Linked DNA regions of Mus musculus: region 2 is linked to region 1. The links are chromatin loops, found by intact Hi-C in ENCODE. Cell type or tissue: heart. All regions are shown on one strand. Links, peaks and the distances in the headings refer to the core of each region. The heading gives the core; the rest is flanking DNA.

Region 1 (8,328 bases), core at 1-8,000:
TAGTGTTTCTGTGTGTACATGTGTAGTGTGTATGTGTGCATGTGTAGTGTGTGTGTGTTTTTTTAAGAAACCAAGATTCCATTATTCTCACCGCATTTCCCAGTGCATAGCCCAGATTGTTTCCTGCTATGTAGCCATTGCCAGATTTAACAGACACCGACCTTCGGGGTAAAAAGGCAGTAAGCTGAGAATGCACACTGAAGTGTAGTCCCTCTGCTCTTATGCCTGTCATGGAGATAGGTCTTTCTATGGTTGTTTGTCCATCCCTTGTGTAGACTTACGTTGTGTGGAGATAGGACCAAATTAGTACTAGGGGTGCATCCTAGCCACATCGGAGCTCAGGTGAGACGGAGCTGTTTTGGGTGGGTCATGCTGGGGCTTTTTCTTGTGCAGTATGCAATTCAATGTGTGCCAGCTGGGGCAGAGGAGTTTTCTTAAGGCAATGCCCTTGCATCTGTGTTCTCCTGGCCTGTGACCAGAAAAGCTGCATGATGACCAAGCAGCAGGTCCTTTACACAACTCCCCAGCAGCTCGAAGCCAGCATGTCCTCCCCCAGTGCTGTTAAAGGCAAGTCGCAAGGGCTGGGCTCATGACTCAGTGGAGCACTTACCTTGCACACACAAGGCCTGGGTTCCATGCCAGCAATAGCAAATACAAAAAAAAAGAACAGAGTTGGAACAGTCCCTACCCAGTGTAGACTGTCCCAGCCCTGCAGATGGTTGATGCCCCTCACTGTAAGGGACATGGTTGCATAGCTAGGTGAGGGCTGCCTTCCTTAGACTGGAGGAGGAAGAGAGGATCTGTCCCTGGCCTGTCCCGTAACTCTTCCTACCCTGCTCTGTCCACATCTGACTCCTTGCCTTTATAATAGAGAGGGGAAGCAGGCTCTTATGTGTCAAGTCCTTTGAAAACTCTGAATTTAGGTCCAGTATGCTCACTCCTTTTCTCTTGTACTGGCTCTCCTCCAGCCTCCCTCAGGTATAGGGCAAGCCAGGCTTGTCCTGTCTAATTGGCAGCAGTGGGGGTTCCACTGCACAGAGCAGCAGAGTTTTGGCAGCTCTCGTCCTATGGAGCCTCACTGCGGGGCTCCCAAGACAAGCCCTGGTCCTTCCAATCCATGTCAGGGAATTGAGGAGTGTCTGGGTACTGGCAGGGTCCTCTGGCCTTGAACTTGGGGTGGGCCAGAGCTCTTTTCCTTTTTAGAGTCTTTAAAACTAATTATTCTTAGGAATTGTAATTAAGCACCTGCTGTGTGCCAGGTGCACCCAATGTTGTCAAGTCGTCCCAAGGTCAATGATGTCACATCCAGAGATGCATCTCGGTCCACAGGGAAGTGGGTAATTAGCATCAGCTTGGCTCTTTCTCCACTGCTGTAACAAAACACCGGAGATCCTTTATAAAGAGGGAAGGTTTCTGTCTACTCATGGTTTTAGAGGTATCTGTCCCTGGTGAGCTGACCTTGTTGCTTTGCAACTTGTAGCTGTGCATCACGGTGGCATCTAGGAAGCAAAGACCTTGCACCAGGCCCCACCTCCAGAAGCTGCTATCCCTCCAATAGCACCCCAGACAGAGGGCTTAGCCTCTAGCATGTGCTCTGGGGGACCCTCCAGATACAGATTGATGCAGAAACATCTGTGGAGTGGGGGGGGGGGGGGAGCTATCCTGCAGTCAGCCCAGTGGGGGCCCCGCTGTGTCCAGTGTGGGTGTGAGGGACAGTGAGGCCATCTCCGTGGTGACTGGGGGAGCTGATACTTGAGGATGCCCTCTGTACAGGAATGCTCAGCAGGTGGGCCATTGCCTGTGTCTCTGTCCTCTCTATAGGTGGCCTGTGAGAAAACCGTGTCTGCCATGCAGCACGTCCTACAGAGGACCATCCGGTGTGCAAAAGGTACCTGTCTGTGCTCTGTCTTCCACGGGAGTAGTCCCTGATTGGAGGTGGACAAGAGGGAGGGGGAGCTCTCCCTTCCAGCCTCTGCCTCCTGCTATGTTAGAAGTGAGGCAGCAGGGGGCAGTGTGGCACCCCCTCCTGAAGCAGGAATTCAGAACTATGGGAGAGGGAAGGGTGTCTTAGGTTCCATCCTGCCTGCTCTGATCTTCCCTGTGCTCTGCAGCTGAAGCAGGAGAAGGACAGAAGCCCAGCCCCGCTCAGCTGGAGCTGAGGATGGTCCAGAGCAAAAGGGACATCGAGGACCCCGAGATCGTCGTGCAGGCCACAGTGCTGTGAGGACCACACCCACTCGCCCCGACACACAGCCAGCTGAGGTGTCCGTCTCCATCCCTGTGAAAAGCTGTAACGTCTGCCTTAGAGCCATGACTGAAACTCGACATCCGTGTTCCTTCCCGAGAGTCGGGTCTCAGCCAGTCTCTAGCGTGAAAAATGTGCCATTGTGCTATTTTTTTAAAAAATGACAAAGCCGTCGTAGAAATGTGTGATTCACAACCATGGTCCCTTCCCCAAAGGCCCTGGGCCTCTGACTGCCTCATGTTGCCTCATAGGTATGTGGAAGGTAGGTGGAGGAGACCAGCCTGCTGCCTCTGGACCTTTCTGTTGGTCACTGGCTGCCATTGCCCCCTGTGTATGTATACACAGTCCTGATTGTGTATAGACTCTGCCTGTGTCGGCGCTGTCTTTAAAATGGGGTTAGGTCTTAACCGTTGGCATTGGAAGAATTATGCCAAATATCTTCTTTGCCATTCTGGTCTTTCCCTTGTTCCTGCATTAGAGTTTCTGTGTCTCTGCTGCTCTTTGGGTGGTGTCCCAGAATGTCAGACGAATGCAGCTGCTGGTCTGCGAGGGAAGGTTTCATATCCCCGTGCTTGCACAAGCATGCGGTCACTGTGACAGGGACCTTTTAAGGAACGGGAACATTCCAGGACATCTGCAAGCCGTCTGGGTGTCTGCAGGGTCTCCTGTAACTCTGGAGCTGAGTGCAGGGCAGCTTGGGAATTCAGGGAAGTTTGCCTCACTGGGCTTTTTTTTTTTTTTGGTTTTGGTTTTGGTTTTGATTTTTCAAGACAAGGTTTCTCTGTGTAGCCCTGGCTGTCCTGGAACTCACTTTGTAGACCAGGCTGACCACAAACTCAGAAATCCGCCTGCCTCTGCCTCCCGAGTGCTGGTATTAAAGGCGTGGACCACCATGCCCGGCTCTCACTGGGCTCTTGTGGGCACTCACACAGCCCCTGCAGGACTGTCAGGTGGCAGTTCACCTGCCACATGCTGCTGGGGACAGTGCATTGCTGCACAGGGGGTTGGACAGACAGGGAAGGAGAGACAGAGGTGGCTCCTGCCCCCTGGTGGCAGACTGAAGTGCGGGTTTTCTCCACTCCCCTCACCCTCATTTCTGGATTCTGTGCCCACCTCATGCTGAGGGGCCAGGGGCCCTGATGTGAAGCCAGGGCCTCTGCCTCCTTGGAAGGTCTTCTCCTCTACAGAGCACATTGGCATTGTGTATGCAGGGGCAGCTCTTAGACCCCAGCTGGGGACTGTGACGTGTCCCATTGTCTACTGCTCGGGGGTGAACTTCCTGGCTCTGCTTTCCAGAGTTTAGGGTCCCTAATCATGGCTGCGAGCCGCACCCATATCCCTGCTCCTCAGTCCTTAAGATATCTATCTTCTGAGAAGCCACAGCCTAAGGAGACCAGGGAGACTGGGAGAGGTGAAGAGTGCATTATGCCTACCTCTTCCCCAGAAGCATAGGGTCTCCATGGAGCTCTGAGAGCGACACCCTTTCCCCATTATGATGCCCCAGATGGAGGAGATAGATGCTGGTCCACATGGACCTGAACCAGCCCGTATTCTGAGGTGTCCGTTAATAAGCCTTTTACAGCTTTGAAGGAAGCAGAGAACTGGGCTCTCTCTCTCTCTCTCTCTCTCTCTCTCTCTCTCTCTCTCTCTCTCTCTCTCTCTCTCTCTCTCTGTCACACACACACAATGTAATTTTAAAAAGTACTTTGGTCATCAGTACCCCAGGACAAGATTAGCAAGCTCTCTGTTAAGGCCATGAAGCCTGACATGTGTCCAAACCTGGTGCCAATGTGGCACCTCTGAGCCCCAAGAAAAAAGAAAGCAAAGACAGCAGGCCCCTAGTATCCAAATCAGAATTGGCTTTTACTTTTACTTTATTTTAGTAAGGAAGTAATGTGCTTGGGAAGGAAGCTGCATTAGCCCAGGGTTAGCCGCTTCCTATTGGGGACATTGATTCTGTCTCAAAGTATCTCCTTCCACCTCCTGAATACTAGGAAGGAATCACCACACCACATATGACCAGTGCTCCCTTTTATTGCTGCTATCTGGGGTGCCTCTCTTCCAGACATCCACGCAGCTACCTGCACTGAGAGGTCCTGGAAAGCCATGTCTGTCCATGTGACAGATGGATGCTGACCACAAAAGCCACCAGTGGATGCTAAGAATGGGTGTCCCTCCAAGGGGCAGTTCTGGGAGGTCAGGTTCAATGTGAGGTTACAATAGAGCTGCAGTCTCTGTAGGGAAAGCGGTGAGTCAGGGAAGGCTTGAACCTGGTTCCCAGGTCTGAGTGAATGTCACTCCCCAACCCCCTGAATGATAGAGACGCACCCTGGGATGGAGGTGCGGCTGGACATGCATGTGCCAGTCCTGATGCTTTCCCACACTTTCTGTGACAGCTGTAGATGGTGCCAGTCCTGCAGAACCAGAGAAGAGAGGTTTCTACCTCCACTTGCAGTTTCAGTATCCACCAGCAGGGGTCGGGGTGGAGCCGGAGCAGTGTCAGAGGCCCAGGTGGATGCTGGTACCAGCAGATTAAACAGCAGCCATCCTGCTGGGAGATTTGGTGGTTGTTTTTTACTGTGTACATCTTTCTGTTGGGCCTCAGACTTGGCGTTGTGCAACACCTGACAGTAAGTGGGAGTCAGTGTGTCCCCAGGTCAGCCTGACATCCCAGGAAGCCATTGTGTCGTCAGCATGGCCAGAACTGACAGTTTGTGTTTCCTTGCTGACTCTGGTTTATTCTTGTGGCAGGCACCCTAGAGGCTGAGGCAGCAGGAGAGCTATGGAGTAAGACACCCACACTCACACCGCCCACCCACCCACCTACCCACTCTTGCCTCCTTCCTTACATCCTCCCTCCCTCCCTTCTTCCTTCTCTTCCTTTCTTTTTTAATTTCTAGTGGAATAAACACAATTTTAAGATTCCCCACTATTGAAGCAGGCAGAGGATATCCTCAGAGCAGGCGTCTCCATCTCCCTTGGATTACCTCCCTGCTTGTGGCTGAGCTCCCCTGGGCCAGCATCTCCTCATTCCTTCCCCTGTTTCACCATCAGGCAGTTTCTGGTCTTTGTGCAATAGGATACACATTCCAGGTGGAAAAGGTCTCCCTGATGCCGTGGGAACCCCACTCTGTCCCCGTGGGAACCCCACCCTGTCCCCGTCAGCTCTTGAATAGCCAGTTAGGGCTGCCTCTGCCCTGAAGCTACAGATGGGTGGGAACAGACATCCATGGCTGGAAGCTCCCAGAAGGCCTTGGGTATAACCTTGGCCATACCTCACTGCCCATCCTATAGAGCCAGCAGGTCCCATGAGACGTTGGGTAAAGCCATGACTGCACCTCATGGCCTGCCTTGCAGGGCTAGGCAGTGCCCCATGCAGGCAGGTGTAGGTGACTTGGACTGGGGGCTCTGGAAGCCTCTGAGCTGCCAGTTTCATGCCTGACATGGAGGATATGTCCGGGGGGGGGGGGGCGGTGACAGAACACAATAGAGGACATGGGCTTAGCATATCCTTCTCATATCCCACAGAGCAGGAAGATCCCCTCAAAGCTCAGGCCTGAGTGAGTCCCAAAAAAACATCCTGAAACCATTTTCTGAATGATGGGGGAGGGGTCAGTGTTTTGTGAATGGAGGATGAGACACAGGCTCCTCAAATGCTCCTAGCTTCATAGCTGCCCATTCCTGACACACAGCCTGTCAGAACTTCAGCCGTGTGTTGAGAACCTGGACCAATTGGAGGATGGGCTGCACCTGTGGGGCTGGCCCGACCCTGCTAGTCCTCCCCAGAGACCACCCCTCTGTGGAGTCCCCTGGCCTTCAGAGCAAAGCACAGTTGGCCCCTCAGTCCCTGCTGCGCAGGAGGGGTGTGCTCCGGGCTCAGGTGGTCTCCTGCCCAAGTCCCCAAGCCCTGTGTACTGTGTCCCCTGTCAATGTGTTTGTGGACATGAGCACCTGTCAGCACTGTGTAGCTGTGTCTGTTTTGTGCTGGTCTGTTGTCTTCTATGACTATCCACAAATAAATATTTTCATTGCAGTTGTCTTAGTGTGGTCATTTCTCCCCTGCTGGTCCCTGGTGGTTACTGCTCAGAAAGAGCACCTGGATTCCCCAAAACAGTCCTCAAAGGAAAGCGTGTGCTTGTGGTGGCCGGCAGCTCACCCTTCACTCTCTTCTGTCTCAGGGAACTATTGGGTGCTTTAGGGCCAGCCCTAAGGCTTCCCGAATAATTCTCTGGTGGGCACTGAGAGATGGAGTATGCCCAGGTGATCCACCTGCAAGGAGCTGAAGACCAGCCATTGGCTAACGATCCAACAGTTCAGTTGCTCCTGAGTTCTCGTGCCACCTGGCTCCTTGACCTTTGACAGTGACGTTGAATGGTGAGACTTAGGAGTTCCATGACCATAACTTTGTTAAGGACTTAGGTGTAAAGCATTGGAGCAAATCAGAGGAAGGCAAGGGGGTAGGAGGGTCTTAGAGAAGAGATCCTTGGGTCCCTATTTGGCCATTCAGCACGAGGGGATGTGGGGTCCTGCAGAGGCTGACAGGGACAGAACAGACAGTCTGGTGTCCAGAGACTACTGCCTACTTCTTCCATTTAAGGAGACCTTTGTTATTTAGAGATCGAGAGGCTGGGTGTATTCAGGTGAGATGGCAGCATCAGCTGCTTCTGAAAGTGCCAGGCACAAGGCTGAAGCACTTTGGGCTTGTGGCCCTTTCTCCGTGTTTGCTATCAGACACAGCACCTTTCAAGTCTCACGATTCAGACCTTCCCGCTTCCTAATGTGTGACACTGGACCCCACAGCAATTAGGATCACCTACCACTTGAGACCTCCATTGAATCCTGTCATCAGAGCCTTTGCCATGCCAGGTACCATCTCTGCAGGTTCCAGGATATGGCCATCTTTGGAGGCCATTCCTTAGGGGGCCACATCCTGAGACAACAGTGGTATAGGGTGGGGGTCTTGAGTTGGTCATCTCTCCCTGGGATCTGAGTTGAACCTCCCCCTGAGGCTCACAGTTAATCTCACCCAACTCAAGGTCTCCCCTCGGGAGGGGGGGAAGGCCAGCTTCCAGCTCACTACCCTCAGGGGTTCCAAGCTGGTGCCTGGACTAGGAAGTCAAGGTCATCCAAGTGTCCAGCCAGTAGTGAGGGACATGCCCTTGCTAGAGCAAGAGCAGCAGAGGTGGGACAGGTGGTCCCAGGGTGTGTAGTAGCCAGAGGACTTGTGGGTTTCTAGGCCTCATTAGACTGCCAGCAAGATCTGGTCATTACAGCGCCTGGGGACAGCTCCCTCCAGTGCATCTGGTCTCTCCTGAGCACTTCTGGCCCTAGCTGAGTCCAATTCTGACTTGCCAGTTTGCCCCTGTGACCTGGTGGGGTCTTGTGCCATCTGTTGCCTTCAACTCTGTGTGAGGGCAGGGAGTCTAGAGACCTGGCCAGTGCTTGCTAAGCCAGACTTCCACTACCTCAGGGAGTTATCAGGACCAGGCTAAGCTGGGCAGGGGCGGTACTTCTTCCCTCCAGAGGCTGACCCAAGCCGTCAATGCTTCCCTGTGGCATGGCTTTACCCACACTTGAAGGGTCTCCTTGCCGTATCCAGAACCCAGCCAGGGAAGCAGGAGAGGACAAAGGGTTCTGACACCACCACTCTGATCCCTTGTCGCAATATAGCACATCACAGTGGTTGACCCACTCGGAATGAGAAGTCAGGATGTGGCTGTAAAATGCAAGTGGAGAGCAAAATGAACTCTAGATAGATGTCTGTTCCCCTGGTGAGGTCTTCCAAACACCACAGTTAGGATGAGGACAGGCTGGACTGGGACCCTGCCTCACGTCTGGTGTCTTAACAAGAATATGGTCCGTGGTTAGTACACTACAGTCCAGGGCCATGGAACTCCTCGGCCCTACCCCTGGAGAACTAGATCAACACATTCCTTCCAAACAAGGTCCCCAGGAGCACAGAGTAGTCCCTGAGCCAAGACAAGGGACCGGGACGGTCTGGCCTGAGGTCTCCCTCCAGCCTCCTCACTGAGGAGAGTACCACTCATCTGGGCTGGATCTGGGGCACAGCTGAGGGCAACAGG
Region 2 (8,328 bases), core at 157-8,156, 48 kb before region 1:
CCATGTCACAGTTTCTCTAAAAGCTTGCTTTTTCTCCTCTATCCTTCTTTGTGGTATTGGAGATGAACTCGGGGCCTTGAACATACAAGGTAGGTTCTCTACTACTGAGCCACATCCTTTACTGTCCCCCAGTCCTTAGGTCTCAGAGAGTCCTTAGATTCCTTCTTCATCTCCTTCTCTCCTGCTTCCTTGACTCTCTCTTCTTTCCTTCCAATGGCCTCCAATACCCAGTTGTCTTGTATGCATCTTCAGCCCTCAGTCATCTCCTGGGGTTCCTCCCCATACTTCAAGACCCCCTAAGAATAGCAAGCTCCAAGGTTAAGCTCCTGCTTAACCCTATGTCCTCATCACTAAGCCACTTTAGCCAAGAAAGGAGCCATGTGTCACCTCAACCATCTACTTGACTTCTGCCTGCATCCAATCAGAACCTACAAACCACAGTATCTCTAAAGTTCAGCCCTCCTTTCTTTGTCAGGGCTCAATCTTCAGGCCCTGGTCTACCCTCAACAAATGCCTCTCCCACTTCAGGTTCCCCCTACCAGGTCACTAGTGAGCAAGTTCTACAACTTTCATGAGATGAGGGGGAAGGGGAAAGAAGAGAGTGGGGAGGAAAGAGAGTGAGTGTCAGGGGTGATAGTGCATGCCTGTAATCCTAGTAATTGGGAGGGCTGAGTAGGAGAACCATGAGTTCAAAGCCAACCTGGGCTACAGATTGAATTTCAGGCCAATGCCTATAAAACACAAACAAAACAAACAACAAGAAGAAAACAACAAGCAAGCCAGAGAAATGGCTCATGGTGCAAAGTGCTTATCATGCAAGCCTGAAAAACTAATGAGAAGAGAGAACTGACTTCACACTGCTGTCCTCTAACCTCTACAGGCTTGCAGTGTCATAAGTGTCATGGCACTTGGGGACCTACACACACACACACATCATACACACAATAATAAGTCCTTTGTTGCCGGGCATGGTGACGCACACTTTTAATCCCAGCACTCGGGAGGCAGAGGCAGGCAAATTTCTGAGTTCGAGGCCAGCCTGGTCTACAAAGTGAGTTCTATGACAGCCAGGGCTATACAGAGAAACCCTGTCTCCATAAACAAACCAAAAAAAAAAAAAAAAAAAAAAAAAAAAAGTCCTTTGTTTTGTTGTTGCTGTTGTTGCTTTTGGTTTTGTAGACCAGGCTAGCCTGGAACTCAGAGATCCACCTGCCTCTGCCTCCCAAGTGCTGAACTAAACGTGCTCGCCACCACTGCCTAGCAATATAAATACGTTTTAATTAAAAGTTATTTTTTTAAAGCTTATACATGCCTTTAACTGCTCTGAAAACAGCCTGCCTCTCCTGCTGGAGTAGCACTAGCCCCACGGTGCAATTTTGCAATGCCACCCTCTCACCCATCCTGTAGCCTCCCTACTCTCTCCCAAGCAGCACAGTCTAATATTTAAGAGACATTTTTCATTGTCACTGCAAGAAGGTGCTCTCACCTGCATTTGAAGAGTAAAATCTCAGTGCTGCAGCTAGGCTTCCTGTAGTGTGCACAGGATGAACCCCACCCATAGCAAAGAAGTCAACCCGACAGACACTGAAACGCCTGTGGAAGATGCATTGCAAGAGCGCTCTCAACTAAGAAGCATGAAACAGATGGTCTGGATCATGGGTGCTCTAACCACTGTACCCAGCCTTGGGCCACAGTCACTCACCCGATCACCTCTAGACCCAGCTAGATTCAGAGCTGTATTCAGAGCCAGGGCTTAGCTGGGGAAGACCATGGCCTGGACACGTGCGTCCAAGCAGAAGCGCAGTGAGTTGTGCAGAATAGCACTAAGTTGCTGCAGAAAGTCGGCAATGGAGCACAGCAACTCTTCAGAAGGCAGAAGAACTGTGAGGACCAGAACCCCTCAAGCCAAAAGGACCCGGACCTCGCTGGCACAGTCCAGCCAATCCCAGCCACACTCCTCAGTGTTACAACCCTGGTCACAATGGCCATCTGCAAAGTGGTCGGTGCAGTACTTCTCATAAGCCGGACTGGGGACAGAGAACACAAAGTTAGAGATTCTTCGGGTCATCTAAATGCACACACAGGGAAGAGCAGTACTGGGCAGTGCTGGTATGGGGTTGGCAGGGTTGGGGGAGATGTTCTTGGGTATGCTTTCTGCAAATGCAGTAACTGGCTGCATAACCACAAGTTCTGTGTTCCTAATTTGAAATAATTGGGACTAAAACTATTTCAGAGTTCAAATTAGAGTTTTAGAATATTTGCACATACGCTTAAATATTATATATGCAAATAAATGCAATGAGTTATCTTTTTATAGATATTTTAAGGTAAGATCTCATGTATCTCAAACTGGCCTCAAACTCCCTATGTTAGTCAGACAGGCTGGCATATACCTCTAATCCCAGTACTCCAGAGACAGAGACAAGGATGTCTCTGTGTGTTCAGGGCCAGCCTGAACTTACATAGCCAATTCCAGCCGGGAATTGTGAAACCCTATTTTTAAAAAAGAAAACAAAACTATGTAGCTGAGGGTGATCTTGAACTTATCATCCTCCTGTTCCACCTGCTGAGAGCCAGGGTTACAAGCACACAGCACCTCTCACAGTTCAGGCGGTGCATGGGACCAAAGCCTGGCTCTGTGGATGTTAAGCAAGCATTCCATCCATTGAGCTACATCCCCAGCCCACTATGCATAATTTATATAAGGCACCTCAGGGATGAGGCCCAAGCCTAAAGACAAAAATACACATACACAGAAGTAACTGTATATTTTTATACAGTGCCTGCCTTTGGTGGTTGTTTTGTTTCCATGCCGGGGTTTGAACCAAGGGCCTCATGCCATCTAGGGAGGTGCTCTGCCACTGAACTACACAGACCAACCTGAGTCTGAATTTTGACTGTAACTTATCAATGAGGCAAATGATGAAATTTTCCACTGTGGCATCATGCCCGTGCCCCACATAACTCAGGGATTCAAGTTTGGGATTTGGGATACTCGACCAGTATCACTATAACAACTATTGACTGAGCACCTGTTTCGGTCTACTGTTTTGCTTTTTGTTTGTTTGTTTTTGGGTATCACTGTGTGGCCTTGGCTGGCCTAGAACTCACTATGTAGATCATGCTGGCCTTTAATCCCTACAGAGACCTGCCTGTCTATGCCTCCAAAATGCTGGCATTAAATGTGTGAGCAACTAGACCCAGCTTAATTTTTAAATTTTTAAGAAAGACAGATTAACAAGTCCTAAGTGTGGACAGATGGAATGTGTAACTGCAGGCTGACAGAAGCAAATGGGGGTGGGGAGGGCTCACTTGCAGGTGCGGCCACCAGAGTAGCAGTCAAAGTTGTCATAGAGACAGGCTGGAGAGCTGCAGGTCTGGTCGCACCCGCTGTTGTTGAGACGCCAGTACTGCAGTGCCTCACACTGCCTCCAGGGGTCGTCCACGTTCAGCGAGCAGTCACTGCTTTCCCGGCCACAGCCTGAGCTGTTGCACTCACGCAGTTCTGGTCTCCTCGCTTGGCCTGGCATGCTGCTCACGGGCGGGGACCTCAGGGGCTGCGGAAGGGGTCTCACAACACGGTCCTCCCCAGCCCGGAGCGCATACACAGCGGAAGAAAGGGACAATCTGTACAGGTAGGCACGAGCCCCCATGCAGACAAGGGGCAGAGGCGCAACTGGTGTTAATAGCTCCTGAGGGTGACGCCCTAGAAATCCGGCAGGAGGGCCCGGACAGCCTGGGAGGACAAGTGCAGCGTGGTCCACTCAGTGGAATACTCACTGGGCACTGCAGCTCTCGGCAAGAGCGTGCCACCCACTCACAACGCAGACCCCAGAATGGCTAATGGTGAAGTGAGGGGACAGAAAGAGAAAAAAAAATGTAGTGAGAAGAAACAGGAGGTTGGAGTGGAGGTCAAGACTTGGAAAATGATGACCCCCCACCCCATTCTCTCCAATTCCAGCAACCTCCCCTTTCCTCTACTGACCTCACTTTGAAGATAAGCTATACCTTCCCCCAGGAGGCAACAAAGCCACGTCACAATTTCACTAAGTTACACTCCAAACCATAATTCAGCATCTCAGAACCTCTTTTCCTTCTACTTTTCCCTTATAGACAGACATATGCTTCCCTAAAGCCACGGGCCTTTTCTTTCCCCAAGGGTTCCACCCCTACCAATCACACCTACCTGGACACAGTGACAGGTGAAGGTCAGCCCACCTCCACAGCCTAGGCTGGGACAGCACTGGCCTCCATGCTGACGTGGCTGGGACTCACAGGGGGACAGAGCCCATGCTCCACCCACCTGGGGCTTCAGCCCAGCAAGTCATTCTCAAAGAGGAAGCCTCCATAACCAGGTGGACAGGCAGAGGTGAAGGAGGCCACATGATCAGAACAGGGGCCACCAGGGCCACTGGGGCTGCTCAGACATTTGTCCACATCTCGGGCATAGCGAGGACCAGCAAAGCCAACGAGGCAAAAGGAGGAGAAGGAGCCCACGCCATCCTGGCAGGAGCCACCATGGAGGCACCGGTCTGCAGTGAGCAGGAAAGAAGTCTGCCTATGCCACATCAGCCTGACCTGACCCAGCTGTGCTTTACGCTGGAGTTCAATATGTAGATGAGGCTGGCCTTGAACTCAGAGATGAACCTGCACTCTGCCTTCTGAGTGCAGAAATTAAAGGTGTTTTGTGTCCCAGCCTACAAGGGACACTCTTGGTGAGAGATCAACCTCCCTCCACAAGATGCCCTCTGACCACCATATGAATGCCATGGCTCACGTGTGCAACACATATATGAATAAATAAATGTAAAAACTATTCTTTTTTTTAAAAAGCCCCTTTGAGCCATAGAACTGACCCTACCTATTCTGAAGTTCAGAATCTGTGGGTTCAATCAGTAGATGAACAATAGTGAAAATCAGAGATTACCCAAGGACAGAACATGCACACTATTTTCTTGTTATTTTCTAAACAATAGAGTATATCAAACACATACATGCCATGTATATTGATGTTGGTATGTCAAGCCATCTAGAGGGACAGGCTAGATGGCTTTAGCAGGTAAAGGTGCTTGGCCACCCAGGGCTGCCCGCCTGAGCTCAATCCCTGCAACCCGCATGGTGGATGAAAAAAAATCAACTCCTGCAGGCTATCCTCTGGCCTCCACACTCTAATGTAGCATGTGTGCATTCCTTCCCATCCCCTCTTTCTCTCTCACCTTCCCTCCCTCTCTCTAATTTAAATTAAAAATGAAGTCTGGGTTGATGATACGACTCAGCATGGATAAAGCCACCAAGCCTAACATCCGGAGTTGGAGCCCCAGATCCCACAAGGTAGAAGGACTATACTGTCCTATGACCTCCACACATGCTACATCCACTGCCACGGACCACCCCAGTTGGGTATGGGGGTCCCTGGCATGAGGGTCCTTGAAGCTAGGTGGGTAAGGATTCGGCGGTGACAAACAGAAACAAACGCAGAGGCAGTTTGAATCTGAGTGTATTTTGCAGCTCTCAAGCATGGGATTTTACACATTAAAAAAAAAAACAAACATTACATCTCTTAGAAACTGTATCCAGTGAAACAATCACAAATACCAACAAATAGCATTTGGCACAGTAAAGCACAAAAACCATCCAAGCATTACAACTCTGAAACTATGTATTCAGTGAATCACAAACAGAACAGGTGACATCATTATAAATCATCAAAATATAACAATTCTAAAAGGATGTATTCAGTGGGGGCTGTCATCCGAGGCTAGTGGCATATTTCCAGGAGCAGGTTAATAAATCTTTAACGGTCAGTGCCCTTAACCACTGAAATAACTCTCCAGCCCCATGGTCAATTATTATTTAACATCTAGTGCTTGATTTTTTTTTTATAAATCTTCAATGTATAAATTTAAACTATTTTAATTCTTTCTAATTAAGGCTTTCTTTACCATATACCAAAATCCACCTCCTATTACACATGTGTAGCCATATGAAATTTTATTGTTGTGAAAGTTTTCATCTATCTTAATACTTTTGTAAATGATTTAGAAAGTAAAGCATTGGTTTCCCCGGAGATAAGGTCATGTTAGTGGCCCCATCTCTAGGGATGATTTCTTACCCATTATTCTCACTTAAGATCTTGGCCTAGGCTACCAGGAACATGTAAATAAGAAAAGAAATAAGAGGAAACAAAACAGATAGATTGTCATGAGAACTATGGCTCAGTACTTTTTTCCTCCGGCAAAGAGTTCCACAACCAGTTCCAGGAGGCCTCCCCCTTTTGAGGTCAATCGCCTCAGTCTGTGGAACTTGTCACACAGATCCTACTGGAGGTGGTGTGGCAATACATGCTCACACACATGCACACAATAATAAGTAAATGTAAACATTTTAAAATAGAAGGTTATCTAGAGATGATTTAAATAATCTGGGAGGAGATGCAGAGGTTATTTGCAAACATTAAGCCATTTGACAATAAAGGACTTTAACATCCTTAGAGTCTGTAATCCATGGAGGCTCTGGAACTAACCTCAAAGTACCAAGGAATACTTGTAGTGCCACTGCCTGCTCTGATTCATAAGCTCAGCACAGCCTGTGGTGACCAGTGTAGCTACTACTGGCTACATGAGGTTAATAGGCCCTTGATATCACTGCCAGTCCAAATGAGATAAGCTACAAATGTAAAATACATTTAGCAAAATTTAAATTTTTGAAGCCTTATATGTGAAAATGAAAATATTTTCTATATTGGCTTAAATAAAACATTTTTTAACTTTTTATTTCATTTTTCTGTGTGTGTGTGTGTGTGTTTGTGTGTGTGTGTGTGTGTGCATAGCAGGCATGTAGAGATCAGAAGACAACTTGTAGGGCTGATGTAGGTTCATCAGGTTTAGAAGCAGTGCTTTTCCCTGCAGAGTCATCCCAGCAGCCCTAATTATATAGTGGTGCTGAGATGGAAGTAAGGCTCTCATGAATGAGGGGAATAAGTGTTGTCAGGAAAGTCAGGAAACAACACAGTGCCAGGAAAAGGAAGCACCCCAAAGATCCCTGCACTTACTGGGGTCACAGTTGTCAATGTCTTGATCACAGAAAGGGCCAGTGTATCCCCCACGGCAGATGCACCTGAAGCTCCCTGGCAGGTTGGTGCAGGTACCATGGGGGCCGCAGGGTGAGGCAACGGCACACTCATCCACATCCTTCTGGCATCATGGACTGGAAGTTGGAAGGGAAGCAATTGAGGTTACAGGGGTAAAGTGGGGTCTAAGGATGCCAGCAGCTCAAGAACCCGCTGGGGGAGGCAAGGAAAGGCAAAGACCAGCCGCTATCCCTGGGTGTTTGGCACATACCACTCCTGAAATATATTCTGCCTGTCTCTTTAGATGTTGAATACACACTCTGAAGTCACCCGATCAGAAATATCATCAAATCTCAGGTATCCCAGTATCCTCAGCCCCATATGGCTTCCCTTTTCTCCTGAGCTGACTCAGATGGGCTGTGAATGTCTGGATCCAGCTGTCTTTTCCCAGAATGAAGCAACTTCAAAGGCAGGGCAGGACTGAGTCCCCTCTGGGCTTCCTGGCATTACCCAATATGGAACAAAGTGCAGAACAGGAGAAAGAGGGGAAGAGGAAGAGGAAAAAGAAGAGAGGAGGGAGAAGAGAAGAAGAGGAAGGAGAGGAGGACATTGGTGCACCTTGCCAGCCTGGGGGACAGGAACAGCCAGTCAGCCGGTCAAGGTCAGACTCACAGTGGCTTGGAGTGCAGGGGGACAGCACCTCACATTGATGGCCTGTAGGGAGCAGATAGTTTAAATAGCCTTGAAACTCACTACTCCCAACTCCCCCATCCCTGGAGTCCCCACCCTGATGTTTAGAAAAGACAAAAAAAAGAGAAAGATTAAAGGAATGAAGAAAGGAAGAAGGAAGGAAATACAGATGGGGCTGGAAAGACGGTTCAGTAGTTAAGACCTGTGCATTCTGGGTAGAACAAGAATGGATTCACTAGACAGTGTGGGTGAAACACTATTTATCAACCAAACAGGGGCTCAAACACTCAGCAATTGCCCTTGCCTACGGACTTTGATCTCCTATGCTGTATAATAACAATCAATTGCTCTATTTGTCTGGCAAGCAAGCCTGATTCAGGACAGCCCTGGATTGTCCTTAGATGCAATTCCAGCCACTTGTGGTCCTTCCAGATCCTTCCAGGTCCATGGTAGCCAGCTACTATACCCTAACATCTCCCAGGAATCAGTATAGTGGCTGGCCATGAGTGGAAGGGGAATGGGGACCTGCCACCTTGCTCAGTGACCAGCCAAAAAGTACATTGCAAGAG

Evidence for each region. Peaks named below come from ENCODE experiments on the same cell type or tissue, not always from the same donor. Only the 100,000 strongest peaks of a DNase experiment are listed, where the experiment ranks them.
Region 2: a loop joins it to region 1, with 3 times the contacts of the local background. A loop is called at or near these places in 13 of 42 quality-filtered maps.

Annotation. Positions count from the first base shown.
Region 1 is chr10:78,434,697-78,443,024 of GRCm38, reverse strand. Pdxk (pyridoxal (pyridoxine, vitamin B6) kinase) reads left to right here. Exons shown (of 11, transcript NM_172134.2): 10 at 1,822-1,888; 11 at 2,112-6,278. The coding sequence ends at 2,224. Mir6410 (microRNA 6410) reads right to left here and starts at 8,226; the gene lies at 8,123-8,226. In heart, for the core only: CTCF peaks have their summits at 2,000 (motif pointing right) and 3,312 (motif pointing left); DNase peaks (open chromatin) are centred at 1,932, 2,834, 3,344 and 4,760.
Region 2 is chr10:78,483,014-78,491,341 of GRCm38, reverse strand. Gm30232 (a long non-coding RNA gene) reads right to left here and starts at 4,647. Exons shown (of 6, transcript XR_003948915.1): 1 at 4,187-4,647; 2 at 3,313-3,840; 3 at 1,703-2,027. In heart, for the core only: a CTCF peak has its summit at 3,426 (motif pointing right); a DNase peak (open chromatin) is centred at 3,461; H3K4me3 peaks cover 646 bases; H3K27ac peaks cover 401 bases; H3K27me3 peaks cover 3,709 bases.